Regions from separate parts of the Homo sapiens genome. Here all the other regions are linked to region 1. A link is an interaction called in ENCODE POLR2A ChIA-PET data of the cell type or tissue named here. Cell type or tissue: B cell. All regions are shown on one strand. Region 1 has its middle 16 kb from the start of TCF3. Region 2 overlaps GNG7 (G protein subunit gamma 7). Region 3 overlaps PALM (paralemmin).

Region 1 (2,500 bases):
CACTCCAGCTTGGGCAACAAGAGCGAAAGAAAGAAAGAAAGAGAGAGAGAGAGAGAGAGAGACGAGGGAGGGAAGGGAGGGAAGGAAGGGAAGGAAAGGAACGAAAGAGAGAGAGAGAGGGGAGGGAGGGAAGGGAGGGAAGGAAGGGAAGGAAGAGAAGGAAAGGAAGGAAAGGAAAGGGGGGGGAAGGGAGGGAAGGAAGGGAAGGAAAGGAAGGAAAGGAAAGAGAGAGAGAGGGGAGGGAGGGAAGGAAGGGAAGAAAAGAAAGAGAGAGAGAGAAGGGGGAGGGAGGGAAGGGAAGGAAGGGAAGGAGAGAGAGAGAGAGAAGCGAGGGAAGGGAGGGAAGGAAGGGAAGGAAGGGAAGGAAAGGAAAGAGAGAGAGAGAGAGGGGAGGGAGGGAAGGAAGGGGAGGAAAGGAAGGAAAGGAAAGGAAAGAGAGAGAGAGAGAGGGGAGGGAGGGAAGGAAAGGAAGGAAAGGAAAGAGAGAGAGAGCGAGAGAGAGAGAGAGGAGAGAGGGGAGGGAGGGAAGGAAAGGAAGGAAAGGAAAGAAAGGAAAGAAAGAGAGAGAGAGAGAGAGGAGAGAGAGGAGAGAGAGGGGAGGGAGGGGAGGGAGGGAAGGAAGGGAAGGAAAGGAAAGAAAGGAAAGAGAGAGAGGGGAGGGAGGGAAGGGAGGGAAGGAAGGGAAGGAAAGAAAGGAAAGAGAGAGCGAGAGAGAGAGAGCGAGAGAGAGAGAGAGAGAGAGAGAGAGAGAGAGAGAGAGAGGAGGGAGGGGAGGGAGGGAAGGGAAGGAAAGAAAGATAGAGTGGCAGAGACTCTGTGATTCCTGTGAGCCCCAGAGGCAGGGACCCCATAATCCCCAAGGGTCCCTGCAGCTCCCAGAGGCAGGGGCCGCTCCCAGGGCAGAGACCCTGTAACCTGTAACCTGAGGGCCAGCACCCCCCAGGCCAGGTGAGGAAGGCCCCGGTCCTCACCCCCTCACCGCCTCCGTAGTTTCAGAGCTACTGCACCTTTAAAATCATGTGCCAAAATTAGCAGCTCTGCTGTCATTAATATGCAAAAATGCAAATCAGGAACTGATTAAGCCCCAGCCCCAGAGGATGTTTCTACAGTGATGAATTCTATTGTCTGCGAGGGTGGTGGGTGGATGTGCTGGCGAGGGGGGATCAGGGGTGTAGATCCCGGAAGGGAGGGTCCTTGGGGGGAGTCCCAGCTCCGCCCCCCTAGTGCACACACAGCCCCTCCCAGCTGCCCTCCCCAGGACCAGTGGGTACGGGCAACTGGGCCAGGTTCCCTGTGTGACGGGGGAGTGTGGCTGGGGGTGGCCCGGGGAGGGACTCTCAGGGCCCTCACCCTGCCTGCTCCTAACCCGGGGAGGGACTCTCAGGGCCCTCACCCTGCCTGCTCCTCCACCCGGGATTCCCCTGGCCTCTGCCTGCAGAGTTTCAAATGCCTGTAAGGCGATTCCTTCGAAATTCTCCTTCCCCATCTGGCTGGGAGCCCCGACGGGCTGAGACCTCTGCCCTGTGGTTCCCCAGAGCACCGCTCTGAGAGGGCTCTGCAAACACCCTGCATGTGGGGAAATGCAGGCTCACAGGGGGAGCGATGCGCACAGGGTCCCCAGCCCGTGAGAGGGTCCTGGGCTCCTCCCGGTGGGTAGAGACCTTCATGCCAGCACAGAGGTGCTGGCTGACGCAGGGGTGCAGGCAGCAGGGAGTGGGGTGGAGCGGGAGGTCTGGAAGAGAGGGTGCAGCAGTGTAACCAGCCCCTGTCCGGGCCAGTCAGGGGAGTCCCCAGTGTGAAGGGGAAGGAGAGAGAGGCAGAGACAGAGGGAGACAGAGAGGCAGAGAGAGACAGAGAAAAAGACAAGAGATAGGAACAGAAAGAGAAGGAGACAGAGAAGCAGAGAAGGAGACAGAGAAGAACAGAAACAGACAAAGAGACAGAGAGATAGAGATACAGAGAGGCAGAGAGAGAGACAGGCAGAGAAACAGAGAGACAGAGAGGCAGAGAGACAGGCAGAGAGAGACAGAAAGAGATAAAGAGAAACAGAGAGACAACGAGAGAGATGGAGACAGAGAGAGATGGAGACACACACAGACACAGAGAGACTGACAGAGACAGAGGGACAGAAAGAGATACGCAGAGACAGAAAGAAACAGAGACAGAGACAAAAAGACAGACAGAGATGGGGAAGAGAAAGAGACAGAGACAGGGAGGCTGACACAGAGAGAGCACAGAGAAAGAAGACAGAGAGAAACAGACAGAAAGAGACAGAGACAGAGAGACAAAGACAGAGATGGAGACCAACCGAGAAAGGCTGAGGGGGACTCAGAAGGGGACCCAGAGGCAGCGTGAGCCGACCCAGCGCCCTCCCTCTGCACAGGCTCCAGCTGGCCTGGGGCCAGCCACCAGCTGCTGCCTCCCGCCCACCCTCCCCCACTGCCAGAGCCCCAGCTGCCACCGCCACACACACGGCCACCCTTTGGCGGCCCCACCAGCT
Region 2 (2,500 bases), 940 kb before region 1:
GTCCCACTGGATTGTCCTACGGTGGCCAGTCTGCAGCTGTGAGCTCTGGGGACCAGTTCCTTTAACCCAGCGTGATGGTTTGCTGGGGCTCTGTAACCTCAAGCCACAGACTGGAGGAGGGCTTTAGCAACAGAGATTTCTTCTCTCTCTTGGTTCTGGAGGCTGGAAGTCCAAGACGGTAACAGGTGGGACCCTGTCTGCTCTGGCACTCGGGACGTGGTGCGCAAACATCACTGCAATCCACCCAGCTGTCCTGCACAACGGGATTCCAGCAATGGCCAAAATAAGGCTCACGGAAGAGAGCCTGAGGTCCTCCAGCAAGTGAGCGGCTAAACTGCAGTTGTTACCCGGACCTGTCGGCTCCCAAATCCCAGGGCAGGACCAGGGTCAGGCAAGCAATGTATTCACACTGGGCACAAAATTGAAGGGGGCGCTAAAAAACCTCAGCGACCAAGATGAAATAACACTTTAGTGTAAAACAAAAATTAGCTGGGTGGGGTGGTACGTGCCTGTAGTCCCAGCTCCACAGGACACTGAGGTGGGAGGATCATGAGGCTAGGAGTTCAAGACCAGCCTTGGCAACATAGTGAGACCCCCATCTCTACGAAAAATTAAAAATTAGCCAGGTGTGGTGGTGCATGCCTGTAATCCCAGCTACTCGGGAGGCTAAGGCAGGAGGATTGCTTGAACCTGAGAGGCAGAGGTTGCGGTGAGCCAAGATCGCACCACTGCACTCCAGCCTGGAAGATGGAGTGAGACCCTGTCTCAAAACAAAAAAAGAGAGAGAGAGAGAGAGAGAGAATGTACAAGAACTAGGTAGGCATGATGTTTGTACAACGTTGTGAATGTGTTGAATGCCACTGAATTGTTCACTTTAAAATGCTTAATTTTACATTATGCAAACCTTACCTCAGTTTCTTTAAAAAGCGGGTCAGAAGGTGGCTTTGGAGAAGGCACACTGATTTTGGCTGTGGTTGCAGGCCTGCAGGGGTCTGATGAGGCCCTCAGTGCCAGCAGACAGGGTTACCTGGAGTGGGGAACGCAGCAGGCCCCCTGACAGCCTCAGTGCAGACCCCGGGAGAGTGTGTCCTCCGTGTCTGCCCCATGCAGGGAAGGCCTTTGAGACTCTGCCATCTGCATCCCCTGCTGCAGAGAGAGGGGGTTGCCCGGGAGGCACCCGGCCCCTTGCCCTGGGGTGTCCGGTGGCAGCCAGGGGAGCTCCTCCAGGTTTCCAGGTTGCTGGTCTCGTGACTCTGCAGATGACTCGAGAGGCACAGGTGTGCCTGCATCTGGGGACACGTGAGCCTGCTGCCCGTCCCTGGATTACTGACCTGCGTCATTTGGGGGTGCAGGGGAGCTGCACCGAGGCCGTCAGTGTGCCTGCTGGGGCGCCCACCTCCAGAGACGATCTCTGTCCTCCCGTGTGTGTGAAGAGCCCGTCCCTCCAGCCCGCAGGCCTTGCCTTGCAGGGGCTTCGGGGACTTTTTTTTTTTTTCCCAGGGGCAAATCCCACGTGGGCGGAACCTCTCCGCAGCAGGTATTACTCTTGCGTTTCGGTCTTTCTGCTCCTCAGACATCCCCGCTCTTTTCCTCCACCCACGCTTCGCCACCTGTGAATCGTTCTGACTTTTAGGTGTGAAACCGACGTGCCACGCTCTGTGTCATGAGTGGCAGGGCGGCGACCTCAGCCTAACCTTTATTTATTTTTTTTTTCCTCCACCTTCCCACTGACTTGGCTTAACCTTTTTTTTTTTTTTTTTCTCAAATACCATCTGATCTTCTGATCTCCCTCAAAGAGCTGCGTCTCAGGTCGCAGGTGAACTTTCTGGATGGTGTGGTCTGCGTGCGTGTGTGCGTCTGGCTGCCTGCCAGGAGGGAACCGCTGTTGCTGCCCTGTGTCGCTGTCGCCTGAACGTATTGCTGTCCTGGGGGGACTGCTCCCTAGAAAGCCTCCGTGCCGTGTCGTTGGTGAGCGCCGGTCTGTGCTGACACTGCAGGCTACTTCCCAGTGCCCACGATGACAGCTCTGCCTCTGAAGTGAGAAGCGGAGACGCCACTGGGAGGGGCGGGGGGCGGAGGGCACGGGGTTCAAGTGCCAGGCTGAGCCTACATGGGAGGTACTTGCAGACTGGCCCCAAGTGGGTTTTATGTGTTGTTAAAATACATAACAATGTAGTTTAGCTTGCCCCATCCTAATATGTATTTCTTTTTCTTTTTTCTTTTCTTTCTTTCTTTTTTTTTTTTTTTTTACCATTTTAGTCTTTCTTTTTTTTTTTCTTTTTGAGATGGAGTTTCACTCTTGTCGCCCAGGCTGGAGTGCAATGGTGCGATCTCGGCTCACTGCAACCTCTGCCTCCCAGGTTCAAGCAATTCTCCTGCCTCAGCCTCCCAAGTAGCTGGGATAACAGGCGCCTGCCATCATGCTCGGCTAATTTTTTGAATTTTTAGTAGAAACTAAAAATGTTAGGGTTTCTCCATGTTGGCCAGGCTGGTCTTGAAC
Region 3 (2,500 bases), 950 kb after region 1:
CCCTCCCTGGTCTGTGGGCCCTCAGAAAGCTGCACGTAGTAGGTGCTTAGTAAAATGCAAAAAGCAGGCCGGGCGCGGTGGCTCACGCCTGTAATCCCAGCGCTCTGGGAGGCCGATGCGAGCGGATTACCTGAGGTCGGAAGTTCGAGACCAGCCTGGCCAACAGAGACGGTAAAACCCCGTCTCTACCAAAAAATACAAAAATTAGCCGAGCGTGATGGCAGGCACCTGTAAAACCAGCTACTTGAGGAGCTGAGGCAGGAGAATTGATTGAACCCAGGAGGCGGAGGTTGCAGTGAGCAGAGATCACGCGCTGCACTCCAGCCAGGGCAACAAAGCGAGACTCCGTCAAAAACAAAACAAAACAAAACAACAAAAAGAAAAACGCAAGGAGCACCGAGCCCTAGACTGGGGCTGAGCTTGGCCTTGACCTTCCCAGCGACCCTCAGGCTTCCAAGGCTGTTGCAGCGAGGCAGGGAGAGGACGGTAGGGGTTGGCGGTGGGTGTCCCAAGCTCTGGGCGGCATCAACAGGGGGAGGCCCAGGCTGACGGGCAGGGCCTGGCGGGAACCAGGGGTGAGGGGTGGGAGACAGGTTCCCCCGACCCCCAACATCTTATCTTCCCAGAGACTGAAATTACAGCCTGCCCTTCGTGTCTGCTGCCACCCCCAGCCCTCTCAGCCTGGTGTCAGGGCCCAGAGCCAGCCCTGCCTCCAAAGAGCCCTCGTGCCTCTCTGGGCCTCAGTTTCCCCATCCACGCAAACACGGAGGCACAGATGCCTGCAGCTCTAAGGCCTCCTATGACGTCCCCCTTGTGCCCCCATCCCCTCCCCCAGTTCAGCAGAGAAAATGAAACTGCACAGTGCACTGGCTCACCCCCAGCCCCGCCTGGGAGGCTGCTCCGGGTCAAGACCTCCCTGGAGCCCGAGGCGCCCCGCCTGCCCACCCCACTCGGGTTTGGTTTCCTGGCCCTGCTGAGGCCTGTGAAGTTGTCCAGCTCCCATGCCCCAGAGGTGACCCCACCGGCTCCTCCCTTCCTGGCAGGTGACACCTACCCTTCCCGGTGCCTCCCAGGGGCCCGGGAACACCAGCTGCGCCCTCTGTGGCTTTCCCTTCTCCCTCCTCAGGGAGGCTGGGTTCAGCTGCCTTCACCGGGTGGGGTTCAGGAAAGGCTTGATCCAGCTTTCTGGCTTGGGGGCCCTTCCTGAATAGCCAGCTCAGCTGGAGTTCTCGGTCAGCCCCAGCAACGGGTGATGCAGGCAGTGAACCATCCACTGTGCGTTCCCTTGAGGCCCGGGCCCTCGCTTCCTGCCTACCCCAAGTTCCCCACCCTAGCCCAGGCCTCTAGTGTTCCCTGCCAACTCCCTGCCCCCTCACAGCTCCCTCTCCACCCGCCAGCCAGAGGCAGCTTCTCAAAAAGAGAATCAGACCCTAGGCCAGGTGTGGTGGCTCAAGCCTGTAATTCCAGCATTTTGGGAGGTGAAGGCCAGTGGATCGCTTGAGCCCAGGAGTTCGAGACCAGCCTGGGCAACATAGCAAGAGCCTGTCTCTACAAAAATAACTAACTAACTAAATAAATAAAAAGCCAGGTGTGGTGGTATGTCCCTGTGGTCCCAGCTACTTGGGAGGCTGAGGTGGGAGGATCACTTGAATCCAGGAGGTTGAGGCTGGGTCGAGCCGTGATTGTGCCACTGTCTCCAGCCTAGGTGACAGAGCAAGACTTTGTCTCAAAAATAAAAATTTAAGGCCGGGTGCGCTGGCTCACGCCTGTAATCCCAGCACTTTGGGAGGCCGAGGCGGGCGGATCACGAGGTCAGGAGATCGAGACCATCCTGGCTAACACGGTGAAACCCCGTCTCTACTAAAAACACAAAAAATTAGCCCGGCGTGGTGGCGGGTGCCTGTAGTCCCAGCTACTCGGGAGGCTGAGGCAGGAGAATGGCGTGAACCCGGAAGGCGGAGCTTGCAGTGAGCCGAGATTGCGCCACTGCACTCCAGCCTGGGCGACAGAGCGAGACTCCGTCTCAAAAAATATATATTAAAAAAATGAAAATTTTTAAAAATGGGCCAGGTGCAGTGGCTCACGCCTGGAATCCCAGCACTTTGGGAGGCCAAGGCGGGTGGATCACCTGAGGTCAGGAGTTTGAGACCAGCCTGACTAACATGGAGAAACCCCATCTCTACTAAAAATACAAAAATTAGCCGGGCATGGTGGCACATGCCTGTAATCCCAGCTACTCAGGAGGCTGAGGCAGGAGAATCACTTGAACCTGGGAGGCAGAAGTCACGGTGAGCCGAGATCATACCATTGCACTCCAGCCTGGGCAACAAGAGAGAAACTCTGTCTCAAAAAACAAAACAAACAAACAAAAAATTTTTTTAAAATTAAAAAAAGAAGGCCAGGCACGGTGGCTCATGCCTGTAATCCTAGCACTTCGGGAGGCCAAGGTGGGCAGGTCACTTGAGGTTAGGAGTTTGAGACCATCCTGGCCAACAAGGCA

Evidence for each region. ChIA-PET counts read pairs that join two places held together with the same protein. Peaks named below come from ENCODE experiments on the same cell type or tissue, not always from the same donor. Only the 100,000 strongest peaks of a DNase experiment are listed, where the experiment ranks them.
Region 2: POLR2A ChIA-PET joins it to region 1 with 5 read pairs; 1 of 35 experiments calls an interaction of 5 or more read pairs at or near these places.
Region 3: POLR2A ChIA-PET joins it to region 1 with 6 read pairs; 1 of 35 experiments calls an interaction of 5 or more read pairs at or near these places.

What each region holds. Positions count from the first base shown.
Region 1 is chr19:1,667,802-1,670,301 of GRCh38, reverse strand. No RefSeq gene overlaps it. Among named protein-coding and RNA genes, the nearest start is that of TCF3, 16 kb to the right of the region's middle. RefSeq lists an enhancer at 608-1,358 and a silencer at 2,295-2,344. In B cell, no CTCF peak of the experiment used is centred here; DNase peaks (open chromatin) are centred at 1,261, 1,281 and 2,411; H3K4me3 peaks cover 1,960 bases; H3K27ac peaks cover 2,339 bases.
Region 2 is chr19:2,607,312-2,609,811 of GRCh38, reverse strand. All of the region lies in intron 2 of GNG7 (G protein subunit gamma 7), which reads left to right. Among named protein-coding and RNA genes, the nearest start is that of MIR7850, 22 kb to the left of the region's middle. RefSeq lists enhancers at 171-310, 821-960, 787-1,640, 1,201-1,770, 1,641-2,495. In B cell, no CTCF peak of the experiment used is centred here; DNase peaks (open chromatin) are centred at 11 and 1,491; H3K27ac peaks cover 886 bases.
Region 3 is chr19:721,462-723,961 of GRCh38, reverse strand. All of the region lies in intron 1 of PALM (paralemmin), which reads right to left. Among named protein-coding and RNA genes, the nearest start is that of PALM, 14 kb to the right of the region's middle. In B cell, no CTCF peak of the experiment used is centred here; a DNase peak (open chromatin) is centred at 1,260; H3K27me3 peaks cover 1,301 bases.